Linked DNA regions of Mus musculus: region 2 is linked to region 1. A link is a contact called in ENCODE Hi-C or POLR2A ChIA-PET data. All regions are on one chromosome and are shown on one strand. Each heading gives the region's core, a stretch centred on a gene start or an enhancer-like site at or near the end of the contact. The rest is flanking DNA. Distances are from core to core; before and after follow the strand shown. Region 1 holds the start of Als2cl (ALS2 C-terminal like). Region 2 holds the start of Fam240a (family with sequence similarity 240 member A).

Region 1 (7,229 bases), core at 1,688-4,187:
AGTGCTAGGTCAAAGCCCTGTGCCACCATGCCCTACAGCCCTTAATTTATTAGTGTGTGTGTGTGTGTGTGTGTGTGTGTGTGTACCGAGTGCATGCCATGTAGGGATCAGAGACCAACTTTGTGGAGTAGCTTTCCCCTTGGTAGTTTTCTATGGGTTCTCTAGACTGATCTCAGGTTGCCAGGGTGTCCAGTACTTGCCTGCTTGCACTTTCTGGCTGAGCCATCTTGCCAGATCTACCCTGTTCTCTAGTGAGGGAGGAGTCGCAGGGAGGAGCTCTGTTTGGCCTTAGACCTCAGAAATTGCAACACTCAACTCAGTCTCCTGCCTCTGATTCAGGCCTCTGACAACCTCTGGTATTGTATGGCTTCTTACCAGGTCCCCTCAACATGCCCCTGCACCCCCACCAGCTGGGCACATCAAAGCTGGGGTGGGGGAGTTCTGGCTCCCTGGAAGAGGGCATTCCTTCCTGTGTGGTGGCATGTGTACTGGCATGACAAATACTACTTGTCCCTGTAGTACTATTTTTATGTCTGATGGGTTTCCTGTGGGGACCAAAGTCAGCCTCCAGGGCTTCTGCATTGGAAGCCATGGGTAGGGAACTGGGCAATGGCCAGGAGACCCCGTGGACACTCCTTTCATGGAGTTGATATAATGGAACTCAAGGCCTAGCTTTGGAGAAGCTGAGGGGTAGTGAATGGACAACCCAGTCACAGAGCCAGGCTAGGATCCAGGCCACCATGGACTTAGCCTGAGGTGGGGGTGGGAGTTAGATAGCCTGGGCCAGTGACACAGCAGCTGGGAGTGCTGGGAGCTGGCTGTTCCTGAACTTGTTGGCCCTAAGCCCGACCCAGAATAGCTCAGGGCTGAGCCCAGCCTGTATGTGCATGAACCTGAGCTAATGTGGTAAGACACTGGTGCGTGCGTAGGGAAGGGCCTTGCATTCTGCATGTGGCTCTATGTCTGTGTGTCAGTCTATGTCCTTGGACACGGATGCACAAGTGCCCACGAATGGGGCTGCTACCATGGAGATGTGTGGCCCAGCTGAGTACATATGTGGCCACATGCCTCCCATGGGGAACTGTATACATGCACATGCCATGTGCAAATCTGTGAGGAGCTGAAACAGGAGCCCTGTGATGAGGTGGGGAAGGGCAGGGGATTCAGTAGATCTCAAACTTTGGGTACTACCGGGGGAGTGGGGCAGAATCCGGCCCTCTGTCAAGGACTAACTGGAAGAGATACCAGGTAGGCCTTGCCTCGAGGCAGATAACAGAACAAGGAGTGGGGATGCATGTGAGAAGGCTGAGTGGATGAGAAAGTCGTCGCATCTCATGAAGGAAGCTGGGATGCCCCTTTCTTCCTCCCAGGCAGGCAGAGGGCAGGGGTTAGAGAAGTAGGTATCTGGGGGATGGTGCATCCTCGGGGGTAGGGGAGGTGGGAGCGGGGTACACAGGAGAGTATTGAAAGCAGCAAAGCTGGGGTTGAGGTGTCACCTCAGTTCAGTACTTGCATGTAGGCATGATCCCCAAAACCCATGTGAAAAAGCAAGGTGTGGTGGCAGACAATTGTAATCCCATTACAGGGAGGCAGGGACAGTCAGGTACTCACTGGGCACTCAGTCTAGTCTATGTGGTTAGGTGAAGGCCTATGAGAGGCTGTCTCAAAAAAAAAAAAAAGCACCAGAGGAGACACAGCCAAACATCACACACACACACACACACACACACACTCACACACTCACACACTCCTGCATGGATATACATACACATCATACATGAAAAAAAAAAAAAAGAACCTGTAATACATTTATCTTTTAAAAAAGTATTTACAAGAAAGAAAGAAAAGGCTGGAAGGAAGGAGATGTTTTGGCCGAGTGGAGAGGGAAGAAGAGGCTCGGGAGGGTTCTTGACGATGGAGAGACCAAGATTGGAGCAGGGAAGTGAACAAGAGCAGCAACCGCGGTAGGGTTCTTGGGCAACAAACTTGGAGCCTGCCACTGTAGGGCAGATTGGCAGAACTTAAATGCTCACCAGAAAGCACCCCAAGGGAGCCAGGGATGCTGAAGTTGGCAGGCCCCTTCTGAGAAACTCTTAGAAGTCTCTTTTCTCTCTGGCAGAATGCATGGAGGCTGTCCAAAACTTGGGTAGGGGGCAGGTGGACTATCCTTGCTCTTTCACAGCTGTCTCCTCCCCAGGCTTCTCTCTGTACTCAGGCTTGGAAGGCTTAGAAGCAACTCAGCCAGGCTAGTCAGCAGCTCCTAGAGGCCGGGTGCCACTGCAGGTGGAGGGGTGACTTGCTTGCTGGCCAAAAGGGAGCCCGGCAGCTGGACAGCAGGCCTCTTTGTTACAGGTTTGAACCATGGTCCCTCCTCCTTCCAAGACTTTGGTTTGGAACTGCGCTGCTCTTTCCAAGGTCGAAGGCTTTGGCACAGGAAACTGGCCAGCTTCAGGCTGTACCCGGAATGAATGCAGGGGGCCTCCTTCAAGGTTACACACAGCAGTAGCTGCTACCAAAGCATGCCCAGTTCAGGGTCTTCGGATCATCATGGCCAACTGCTCTAAGCAACAAGTTTCCCGAATCTACCCAGGGCTCCTTCGCGGGTGTGTGAGGGTGAGGGGGGGGGGGTGCCCAGTGACCCAAAGGGGGTCGGCAAGATTTCAGAGCTACAGCCTGGGCAGAGTTGGTGGGTAAGGAAATCGGGGTGGCCCCAGGCACTGCCTGCCGTCCTCGGATCTGGAGAGGGAGGTAAAAGGCGAAAGACAGCCAGGGTGCGATCCTGGGGAGCTCGCGGACCGACCGAAGGGGAGCTTTCGCAGTCTGGCGGGAGAGGCTCTGGGAGAGAGTTGTTGGCTTGGGGACATTCCGAGGCCGAGCCCCGCCTCCTCGGAGACGCCCCCGCGCGAACAACACCTCGGGGCGGGGCGCGGAGAGGAAGGGCGGCCCGGCGCGGAGCTGCGCGGCCACTCGGGGCACCGCGGCGCAAAGCGCAGGTAAGAGCGCGCGTCGGTGGGCGGGGTCCGCTGCCCCACGAGCTCAGCTGCGGGTGGGGGCTCTCTCCTCCTCCCGCTGCCATGGTCACGAGCCCTCCATCTTCGGTCTCAGCTTCCTCCTCCCGGTCCCGTGGCCGCCCGGCTCCGGTTTAAACGCAGCGCGGGGTCCAACCCCTAGCAGCAGTGCGGAGCGCGAGCACCGTGCCCTGCGTCCAGGCCAGAACCCAGGTGCGAGTTTATCACCCAGAGGGAGAGAGGCTGCCAGGAGCAGGTGACCTGGCTGGTCAGGGCGGAAGGGCTGACAGAGAAGCCGAAAAGGTGGTGTTGCCTGCCTGGGAGGAGCCTAGACGGATGTCCGAATGTTGGAGCAGAGTAGTTTGGAACTGACTAATGCAGTCGGGAAAAGCTAATGCGGAGACTGGGAGGCATGTAGGGCAAGAGAGGCAGAGAAGGGGCTGAAGACTGGAGGGCCCGTGTGACAGTTTTGTGCACTTGCCTGGAGCACTTTCTCCACTGCCCACCGGGCATGTAGGTTGATTAATGGGCCTCTAGCATAGTCCAGGAAAAGCAGAAATAAGGTCCATGCCACTCCAGATCAGGAAATACCAGAGTGAGTGCCATGCTAGGGTGCGGCTTAAGGGGCCTGAGGGGCCAGAACTGGGTGAGGGCAGGGAAGGCCCCAGTGACCCTGCTTGGGAGCGATCTGGTGTGGACAGAGGCCAAGAATGCAAGGGAAAGGTCTAGCTACTGTTTAGATGGCCACAAGGACAATAGCTGAGTCACCTGTGCACCCAGCTTAACTTTTTTGGCCTCACCCTGCAGCTTTTGAACCAAGTCTACCCGGGGTGAGAAGGGAGGCTGGGCCCTACTAGGAATGCTGGGTGTACCTCAGTGAGTCACCCAGCACCTCTGAGCCACTTAGTTCTCGTGAGCCTGTTAGGGCTGGGAGTGAGGGGCCTGGGTCTGAGCTCTGCACCTGATCTACAGATAGTATCTCTACACCCTCCTGGACTTTCCATGCCTCAAATTCACCGTTTGCACAGCCTGCCACTCAGGACCCCAGAGTTGGCAGGAGGGAGAGTATGAGGAAGCCGTGTTGTTGACCAGAGGGCTATGGGATGGGTGCTGGGCCCAGGGCTAGAGAGAATATTCTTGCTGGCTCATACTCTCAAACACTCGTGTCTGGCCTTTTACTCACGACACCGCTTCTAGCTCCTAGCTGGGAGACTTCTATATCAGACTCCAGATGTAGCCTTCCTGGGCCACCTTTACCATCCATGTTTAATGTCTGCCCTTTCCTCTGGTGATGTGATTTCCTGGGGGTGGAAATCCTTCTGGGACCACAGACCTAAAAGGTACTACTATAGAGTTAGTGGCTGCTAATCTGGGTCTGTCGTATCTACCCAGGTCCAGTCTATCCATGCCAAGAGAAGCGTCTCTCTACAGTTTATTCTTTTGAGGGGCAACCACAGGAGTCTGAAATGTCCTGGTCTAGTTAGATCTCCTTTTCAGAGAGGACCAGGGATGGGTAAGCTATGACATATCAGGCTGAGATGGATCTCTTGTGGACAGCCGGCTAAATGTGGGCAGGGTACCAGGGTAGTTCAAGGTTATAGGGATAGACGTTCCAGTCTATCAATGTCTGGAAACATGGTTGAGGGTCAGGGAGGCCCAGGTCACTTGGCCCACCTCAGTCCCTCAGCTGGGCTCTCATGGCCAGTGGAAACCAGATGCCGAACCAGAGGATCCCGAGTCTGTCCTCCTCACCCTCTGCTTGTCTGTGTTTGGGGGGAGGCACTATGTTTACTGCCAGCAAAGATGGCTCCTGTTGGGTGTCTAGCGGCTTCCTTTTCCTGTCTCTCCTCCTCCCCATGCAGCCAAACTGCAGCAGGAAAGGTGGGGCAGGAATGTCTGGGCCAGAGTTCTGAGGTCCCCGCCCTGCTCTGTTCTGCAGCCAGTTCTCCTGAGCCCTAGGTTCTGCCAGGGACCTGTGATGCTCTCATGACATTTGGGGTGCCTGCCTACCTGCCCATCATTGGCCACCCCGATGACATCTGACTCACCCCAGTCTGCTCATTTCAAACGTTTTCAGAGTGTCAGGACAAGGCAGAGTGAAAACGCTTTAACCCCACCCCGAGGCGTCCCTCCGGGTCAGGCCACTTGGGCAGATGAACATCCTTGCCAAGTGAAGACAGTGAGGGCTGGCTTTGGGAGGCTTTGCCTGAGCAGGGCCACAGACAGCCCAGCTGTGGACTAGGTTCAGACATGCTTCCTCACTACCTGTGCCTCGAGTCAGGATGCTGTATTGCAGCTTGCTTAAGATCGCTCAGTTAGGGCAGCTGATCTGCCTGCCTACCTCAGTGACCCTGTTCCTGAGTGGGACCCACTTATCCTGCTCAGTCTGGTTGGGGGAGGTGGACTTACAGGGGCTGGGCTCCTGTCCGTGCTGAGTTTTCTCATTGCCCTTCTGTCACCTGTCACCAGGTTTGTCTTGCTGAGTCTGATGTGTGATCTCCTGTTCCCTCGTTCTGAAGCTCTGCATGATCTTCAGGGTTGACTGAGGCAAAGTGAGGCTTGTCTGCCGGCCAATGAAGGTGGGCCATCCTCACAGGCTGGGCAGACATTTCAATGAACCTTTCTTTCTTTCTTTTTAAGATGTATTTATTTATTATATGTAAGTACACTGTAGCTGTTTTCAGACACACCAGAAGAGGGCATACCATCTCATTACAGAGGGTTGTGAGTCACCATGTGGTTGCTGGGATTTGAACTCAGGACCTTTGGAAGAGCAGTCAGTGTTCTTAACCGCTGAGCCAACTTTCTAGCTCTCGCTCCAGCCCCTGCTTGCTCTGACCCTGCTCGCTCCAACCCTGCACACCCCAGAAAAGGGCATCAGATTTCATTATGGATGATTGTGAGCCATCATGTAGTTGCTGGGATTTGAACTCAGGACCTTTGGAAGAGCAGTTAGTGCTCTTAACTGCTGAGCCATCTCTCCAGCCCCGAACTTTTACTTTTCCTTGCTACTAAGCTGTCTTCTTCCTGTTCCTTTTTCTCTCTCCCTCCCTCCTTCCCTCCCTCCCTCTCTCCCTCCTTTCCTCTCCTCAGTCCTTCTCTTTCCCCCTTCCTTTCTGATAAGGTCATATCTTAGGTTACTGCCCTGGAGTCCATAGCAAAATCCTGCTGCCTCTGCCTCCCCAGTGCTGGGTGTGCCCCACTACACTCTGCTGTCCTCTTGTCTCCCCGGTGGCTTCATCAGGAGGCCTCCAGACTGCTGTTGTATCAGATCTCCCCTGGCTTACTGAGCTCTATTTAGTGACAAGGACCCTGAGTCTGGATATCAGCATATTGTTGAGCTGATATCTGATAGCATATCAGATATAGCTCAACCTATCTGATAGCTGATAGCATCTGTGCCCCTTGCCCCAAAGATCACAGAGTCCCTGAGTGGGGCCTTTCAGTGGAAAGATATCCAGGACAAAGAACGATGAGGTAGTTATCCCCCTGGGTGCCTGGGTTCATGGAGTGTCTGAGCAGGCCGAAACTAGGCTGAAAGAACACATGCTTTCGGGCGGGAAGCGATGCTTCCCTTGGTAGTTTTCAGCTTTTATTCCCTCTGGGGCAGGGAGCAGGGCAGGGTCAGTGGCCAGGAGAGACCTCCTCTCTGTGAGAAGCTGGACTCACTGATTGACTCTGATGTAGGTGATTATGGGCCTTACCTCTGGGAACTGGGGAGGATATTTGCGCCCCTGCCATGTTCTCTGACCTGTGTCCTTCCTACCCAGTAGGCCGAGTGCCTCGCCGCACCCTGGCTATGTCTAGCTCTGAGGAGGCAGACCTGCTCCGGCTGGAGGAGGTCTTCTCAACGACTCTTGCTCGAACCATCAGTCTCATCCTGCAGCCTCTGCTCTTAGCTGGTGAGTGTAGGCCTCAGTGGGGAAGGGGGGCACAGGAGGGCTCCCAGCGGTAAGATGCAGCCTCTGCTCTTAGCTGGCGAGTGTAGGCCTCAGTGGGGAAGGGGGCACAGGAGGGCCCCCCAGGGATACGATTTCTCCCTTGTTAGACATTCTGAGATAGCCTTCTCAAACTCAAGTGGAAGTGCTGGTATCTTTTGATGGAACTGAGTGAGGCCTTGGCCACCAGGTCCTGGCTGTTGCCTTCCCAAATGGCTTCTGAGGACCACAGGCCTATGTGTACCGCTTGCCTCACTCCCTGTTCCCACACGGGGCTCCCCGG
Region 2 (7,229 bases), core at 1,957-4,456, 37 kb after region 1:
ACTTTCACCCACACACAGATCCACATGCACTCCCACACAGATACACATACCACATACACATACCCCCGCAGACACACATGCATATCCCACAGGTACACATGCATACACACACCCACAGACGTAAATGTACAACCTACACAGCCACACATGCAGAGCCCACATAAATACACACTCACACTCCCCCCAACAGATACACATGCATGTCACACCCCCTGCCAGATAGACATGCACACCCCTTACAGATAACATACACACACCAACCACTCCCACACAGGTACACACACTTTTAAATGAAAGTAAATATATTTTAAAGTGTAGTAAGTGATAATAAAAATAATAATAATGATGATGATGCATGCATGCATATGTGGCCAGGGGAATTGCTTTTCTGTTCACCAACTGAATTACCCTTGTGTTTAAAGACTTATGGGTGTCATGTACAACAATCATGAATCTCTCTGCTCTCTTCCTTTGTGCAAAAACAAAACAAAAATAATTCCCAGACCCTGTTACCATTGCATTCTCAATGACAGAGACCTAAGCGTTAGAGTGACAGTGTCATTGCTAAGCCCAGCATCTGTGTGCTGGTGTGGCCTGACATCAGCTTGGTTGAGCTAACAGACTGGAAGTTAACCAGTGCAAACTGGAGATCCAGCTGAATCCGTGCAAGAAAGAGAGTGCTCATGGACTAGCAAACGACTGAATTTATTAAAATTATCTCCATATTTTATTGATAGACATGGTTTCTGAAGGCCGATTCAATTCAATAAATAATGATAATAATAATAATTAATAATAATACACAGAGAGACCGGTTCTTTGCAAGCCTTATGTATGGACTACTGGTGCTGCTGTTTCTGTAGACGGGCTCATTGCTCTTCTCATTAAAGGAAGAGATTTCACTTCACGTAGTTACTTTTCTTGGTTGAAATGGTGGAGCAGAAATACTATGCAGTGCTTAAAGTAAGACCAAGAAGATGGGAATCCCTTCTGATATGCACAGACTTTAAAAGATTTTAAAACGAGAGGGAAATGATATGAAAACAAACACGGTGTCTGAGGCCTTGATACAAGCTCACGGTTCAGAGGCGTTGGGAATCTTAGCCTGGCTTCCTTGCAGAGAGGAAGTAGCTGCCACGGGGCGGGGCACTGGGGAAGGATGTGCAAGCAGAGGGACTTGGGGTTTAACTGGCTTCTAATGGAGTGACCTCTGCGCCTCGGTCGGTTGCGGATGCGGGAAGCTCTGAGCTGACATTTGCTCGCTTCTCAGCCTCGTCTGGGTTGTTCCGCAGCCTCAGCTTTGTCTCCAGCCTCTGTTTCCATTCTTCTCTGAGTCTGGAAATAGAAACGCACACAGATGGGGCCCTCGTCGCTACAGCTGAGGCTCTGGGAAGCGTCCTCCCTGAAACCATTCAGTGTTCCGGTTTTAGGAGGGTACACGGAGGACTTGCAAATCAAATGTTATATGCATGTTTATTTACCAGAGAGTCACTTTCTGACTGAGGTTTTCCGTGTGTAAATATATATGTATGCATGTGTGTTTGGGGTCGGGGGTCTTGCGTGCGCAGGTGCACTCGGAGGCCAGAAATCAATGTCGGGTGTCTTACTTTCTAGTACCTTACCTTATTTTTAAATTTAAAAAATATGTATGAATATTTTGTCTGCATGCATGTCCGTGTCCCACGTGCATGCCTGGTGTCTCAGAGACCAAAAGAGGGAATTGGATCCCCTGGAACCAGAACTACAGACAGTTGTGAGCCACATGTGGGTGCTGGGAATTGAGCCCCCCAGAAGATCCCTCTCTTTCAGAGCCGGCTTTCCAGCCCCTACTTTATTTCTTGATACAAGGATCTTTCACTAAACTGGAGTTGGCCAATTCAGTGAGACTGGCTAACCAGAAGATTCTAGTGATCTTCCTGCCTGCCTTCCTCCCCAGCACAGGGGCTGTGGGCCGGCACTGCTGTACGTGAATTTTTTTTTCTTCCTCCTTCCCTTTCTCCCTCTTGCTCCGCTCCCCCCACCCCCTCCAGCCCGAGTGGCAAATGGTTTACCACTTCACCAGTTACCAAAAGTGAGCCATTTCCTCCTACGTCCGTTTTGTAGCCGCCTTTTTCCTTCTTCCTTCCTTCCTATCTCCCTCCTCCCCTCCCACCTTCTTCCTTTCCTTCCCTCTTTCCTTTTTTTAAACAGTTTAATGTTACCCAGACTTGCCTCTGAGCCATCTCCAGTGCATCCATTGTACAGCTTAAGACTTTTTTTTTTTTTTTTTTTTTTTTTTTTGTTTTGTTTTGTTTTTCGAGACAGGGTTTCTCTGTGTAGCCCTGGCTGTCCTGGAACTCACTCTGTAGACCAGGCTGGCCTTGAACTCAGAAATCCCCCTGCCTCTGCCTCCCAAGTGCTGGGATTAAAGGCATGCCCTGCTTAAGACTTATTTTTATTATTTCAAATAATCTGTGTACATCATTCCTGTGCACGAGGACGCGCGCGCGCGCGCGTGTGTGTGTGTGTGTGTGTGTGTGTGTAAATGCAGATACTCAAAGACACCAGAGGTGTTGGATCCCTGGAGCCAGAGTTACAGTTGTGAACATCCACATGGCAGCTAACAACAGTCTGTAATTCCAGTTCAGAGGCTCCAATACCTTCTCCTGGCCCCCAGGACTCTGCACGCACATGCTGCACAGGCATACAGGCATACAGGCAAGACATCACAAGAAACATAAACCTTTTTGAAATGTGTTAAGACAGACATGTGCTGCGTACTTTCTCAGGGCGCTCCTTCCTAGGCGGTGCTCCTCGGACTCTCTGTAGCACGCCTGCTTCCCGATCTCCCTCTCCCAGAACCGCTTGAGCTCATGGCAGCTGTTCCTGCAGAAGACCTCTCGACGGACATACTGATTGTTCATCCCCTGAAAAGACAAGGAGACATTGAAGCCCTTGCAAGCGTGAGCCTTGGATTCTGCAGGATACAGGATCCATTTGAATACAGTTTTCTTATGACCCTGGCCAGCCACAAAGCCGGAGGCACCTGGCCTCCTGAGAACATCCCTTGTCAACACATGGTAAGAACTGAAGACAGATGGTTCAAGCATGGAGAGTGGAGTGAACCTGGACAGGAGTGCCGTGAACACCCGCCTGGAGGAAAATTCTGTCATTCTCCTTTACTGGAAGGGGAACCACTCCTTAGCAGTAAGCTCAGGTGTGTGCACTGTGGGTTTGGGACACCCACGTGAACTAGGCAGTGACTCACTGAGCGGTGACAGAAACCACTTGTATCATCTCAAATGATAACCTGACAAGCTCCGAACTTCTGAAAGGTTTGAGCCTTCTGCTCAAGGGATGTGTGACACGGAGTGATCACAGGGTTTGATACAACAAACACCTAGCTGTTTTCGGTCTGTATGCACACACATGGGCACCCCATTCATGCTAGATGGCCCTCATTTTCACTTTAAGGAAAAAAAAGAGAGAAAGAGACAGGGTCTCTGGGCTGGTGAGATGGCTCAGGGGTTAAGAGCACCGACTGCTCTTCCAAAGGTCCTGAGTTCAAATCCCAGCAACCACATGGTGGCTCACAACCATCTGTAATGAGATCTGACGCCCTCTTCTGGTGTGTCTAAGACAGCTACAGTATACTTACATATGGTAAATAAATAAATATTAAAAAAAGAGAGAGAGACAGGGTCTCACTGTGTGGCTCTGGGTGGCCTGGAATTTACTGTGTAGCTCATGCTGTCCTCAAATTCATAAAGATCCACTCAATTTTGTCTCTGCAATGCTAGGGGGGAGAGAAAGAGAGATGAGAGAGAGACAGAGAGAGACAGAGAGAGAGAGAGAATGGGGAGTGTGTTCAAAGCTAGTCTGGGTTACATGAAGAGTACCAGTCCAGTTAGGGCTGCATGAAAAGACCCTATCTGAACTAAGAAAGGTCAGCACCTGCTCCAAAGAGGCGTGCACAGGAGACGCCAATCTGGAGGGAAAGTCGTGGCTCAAGGGACGTAAGAAGGTCTGCCCATATGTGTGTGAATGAAATCAATGATGCCCAGACCATCTCTGCAAGGCATGCTGGGGCGTAGACTACAGGTGAGAGTGGGTCTGGGGGAGTGGCGACCAAGCTGCCTAAGGTAGCCTGGGATCTACTGTGGCCAGAGTAGGAGAGACGGACGGATGGACGGATGGATGGATGGATGGACGGACGGATGCTGCAGTGTGCACTGATTCTCAAATGATCCAGAGAGTGGTCAGCCCCAGGGGTATCAATGAAGACCCCCCTGCTGTGCCTTGGGCCTGTGTACCCCTGGGGAAAGCCAGAGGGGAGAACCTGGAGAGCAAGGCCAGCAGTACTGATGGAGATGAGGGTGTGACAACTGAGTGCTGATGTCACAGCAGGGAGTGTTGAAGGGCCACCAGGACTCCTAAAAATCTGGCCCATAATTCTGTCATGGTCAGTGGCCATGAGAGTTGGGTGGGGTCTAAGGAGAGCTTGAAAACAGACGTTCTTTCCAGACCTCTGTCTTCACTGAGCCCATGTCCCCGGCTTGTTAGAACAATTCTCTGAGGGCTGAAAAAATGGCTCAGTTGTCAAGAACTGTTCTTCCAGAGGATCCCATCCCATTTCCCAGCACGCATGCTGGGCAGCTCACAACTGCCTGTAACTCCAGCTCCATCCTCTTCTGGTCCCCAAATACATCCGCACTCAAGTGCACACAAACATTCCCTCCCACAGACACCAATTAAAAACTTTAAAAAAATCTTGCCAGCAGGTGGTTGTTGCACACCTTTAATCCCAGCACTTGGGAGGCAGAGGCAGGGGGATTTCTGAGTTTGAGACCAGCCTGGTCTACAAAGTCAGTTCCAGGATAGCCAGGGCTATACAAAGAAAACCTGTCTCAGAAAACAAACAAACAAACAAACAAACAAAGTTTTGAATACATTTACAAGCTGAATATCTTATCCAACATGCTTGAGACCAGAAATAGTTAAAGATTTTTTTAAATACTTACATACGCATAATAGAATGTTTTCCCCACTTTAAACATGAAACTCATTTGTGTTTGGTGCACGCCCCACACACATGGCAGGGATGCAGTTTTAGACATCGTTTTTAGAGAATTTCATGCATGAAACAGCTTCACGATGTGGGATCTTCCACTGTGGCAGTGTGTCAGCACTCAAAAAGATCCAAAGTTTGATTTTTATTTATTTATTTTTTTTAGTATAGAATACAGTTTATTTAGGGTGGGGAGGGGAGTAGCAGGGGCAGAGAAAGGCAGAGAAAAGGAGAGAATAGAGAAGTAGAGGCTGGCTGTGACTACGTGGGGTGGGAGTGGAGGAATGGAGAGAGAGGGAGGGAGCAAGGGGGCAAGAGGCAAGGGGAAGAAGCAGGAGTAAGAGCTGAAAAAAAATTATTTTAAAAGACAGAGTCTATGGCCCAGGCTAAGCTGGAACTCCCTACATAGCTGAGAGTAACCTTGAACTTCTGATTCTCTCCTTCCTACCTCTTGGGTATTAGGATTACAGATATGCACTGCAATCCTGACTTGGGTTTGTTTTGTTTTGTTTTGTTTTGTTTTGTTTTGTTTTGTGATAAACATCTTACTATATTGCCTTGGCTAGTCTCGAACTTCTGGACCCACTCAGCATTCCTAGGGTTAGGACGAGAGATAGCCTCAGACCTCAGACTTTCTGACTGTTCTCTGGTGGGGGATCATCAAAGCTGGGGGAATATAACTGACATCTCAGGATAGAGTCCATTTTCTTTGTTTGTACACAGTGCTGTCTGGTTTCCTGGGTCTGTGACTGACTCTCATTATGCCTGGTCTGCTCACCGCCATGTAATGCTTTGGTGGCAGGGCAACCACTGTTTCTAGGTTAAGCAATGTCACCCAACAGCCTACACCCAGAGGAGCATCAGGGAAGCCCTTTCGTCCCTCTGTCCTTGAAAGGCTGTCACATACCCAGAGGTATTCCATATGTGTATGAAGAAATAGAAAAACCCCAGGCAGTGGGATGGCTCAGAGTATAAAGCACTTGCCACCAGTCCTGAGTTGGATTCCTTAGCCCAGCATGGCAGAAAGGGAGAACTGACTCCCTCCTGCCTGTTGTCTTCTGCTTTCAGGGTCATGCTGGGGTGTGTGCCACACCCCTGAAAATCATTTTTACTAGTGCACTCTATTTTCATCTCCCTCAACTCCTTAATCTGTTTTCGTTGTCAGTGTCACTAGGCCCACAACTAGAGCAGTTGCTGTCGGTAACTTTGAAGCTTCAAGAAAACCAGGGGTGGGTGGGAGAGATGGCTCCACCTCTCAGAGCAGTGGCTGCTCTTGCAGAGGACCTGAGCTCAGTTCCCAGCACCAACAGGGTGGCTCACAACCATTGGGAACTCCAGTTCCAGAGGGTCTGATGCTCTCTTCTGACCTCAGAGGCACCGGGCACACATGTGGCGAACAAACATGCCAGCAAAACATTCATAATAAGTAAAATAAATACATTTTTTAAGAAAAGAAAAAGAATCAATTACAACTTTAGAAACACACTTTCAGCACAATATGAAAACGAGAGCAAAGACAAGTGAAAATATCTAATACTCCCATCTGCCTCATCCCAACAGCTGTGCTGGGATGACACAGGGTCCCCATCCTGCACTGACTTGGGCTCTAGCGGAGTGGGCAGGGGATTCTTATCACAGACATAGACACCTCTTGTGTCAGCTGTTGGGATGGGAGTTTAGACAAAGTGGGTCCTCATCTGGTCCGAGGGCTTGTAGGTGCTTCTGGGAGTGGGGCATGTGTATTGGCTGACAGGCAGAAATAACCTGGAAGGGAAGTGGTCTCCTCAGAGTCTCTGCTGAGCCACAGCCGCATCTACAGAAGCGGGATGGAGTTTGCTGGTTGGTCTTGGCTGCTTTGTAGTGTTGTGAGAATGTGCTGTGTCCTTGTTTATAATTTTGGTGGGGTAGCCGAATGTAATTGTTAAGATTTATCAACCTGTATACTAAAGTGGATGGATTTTATTACACTCAAGTTAAGGCTCTATAAAGGTGGAGAAATGTTTCTTATGTCTTTGGTGTAGAGACTCACTCCTGCCCCACTGCCTTCACCCACAGGGATGGGAGGGGTGCTCCGGGGTTAGCATCTCAGTGCATTCTGTCACACAGGCATGTGTTTCCTGTGTTTGTGTTTTAGTTTCCTCGATTTTACAAAGAGACCAACCGTTTCTCTTTGCAGAAGGGT

The links. A loop is a pair of places that touch in the nucleus more often than their neighbours do. ChIA-PET counts read pairs that join two places held with the same protein, here RNA polymerase II (POLR2A).
Region 2: a map of heart shows a loop between it and region 1 (3-fold over the local background). The contact joins the promoter of Fam240a here to the promoter of Als2cl in region 1. A Hi-C loop is called at or near these places in 5 of 37 maps with a recorded cell type or tissue (all heart). POLR2A ChIA-PET finds 5 or more read pairs at or near these places in 3 of 5 experiments (Patski and embryonic stem cell).

What each region holds. Positions count from the first base shown.
Region 1 is chr9:110,877,237-110,884,465 of GRCm38, forward strand. It overlaps Als2cl (ALS2 C-terminal like), which reads left to right and starts at 2,938. Exons shown (of 27, transcript NM_001146059.1): 1 at 2,938-2,993; 2 at 5,478-5,587; 3 at 6,779-6,910. The coding sequence starts at 6,808. It overlaps Tmie (transmembrane inner ear), which reads right to left and starts at 2,837. Exons shown (of 6, transcript NM_146260.3): 1 at 2,034-2,837.
Region 2 is chr9:110,913,692-110,920,920 of GRCm38, forward strand. Fam240a (family with sequence similarity 240 member A) reads right to left here and starts at 3,207. Exons shown (of 3, transcript NM_001195437.2): 1 at 3,106-3,207; 2 at 2,761-2,906; 3 at 685-1,335. The coding sequence starts at 2,903. The coding sequence ends at 1,185.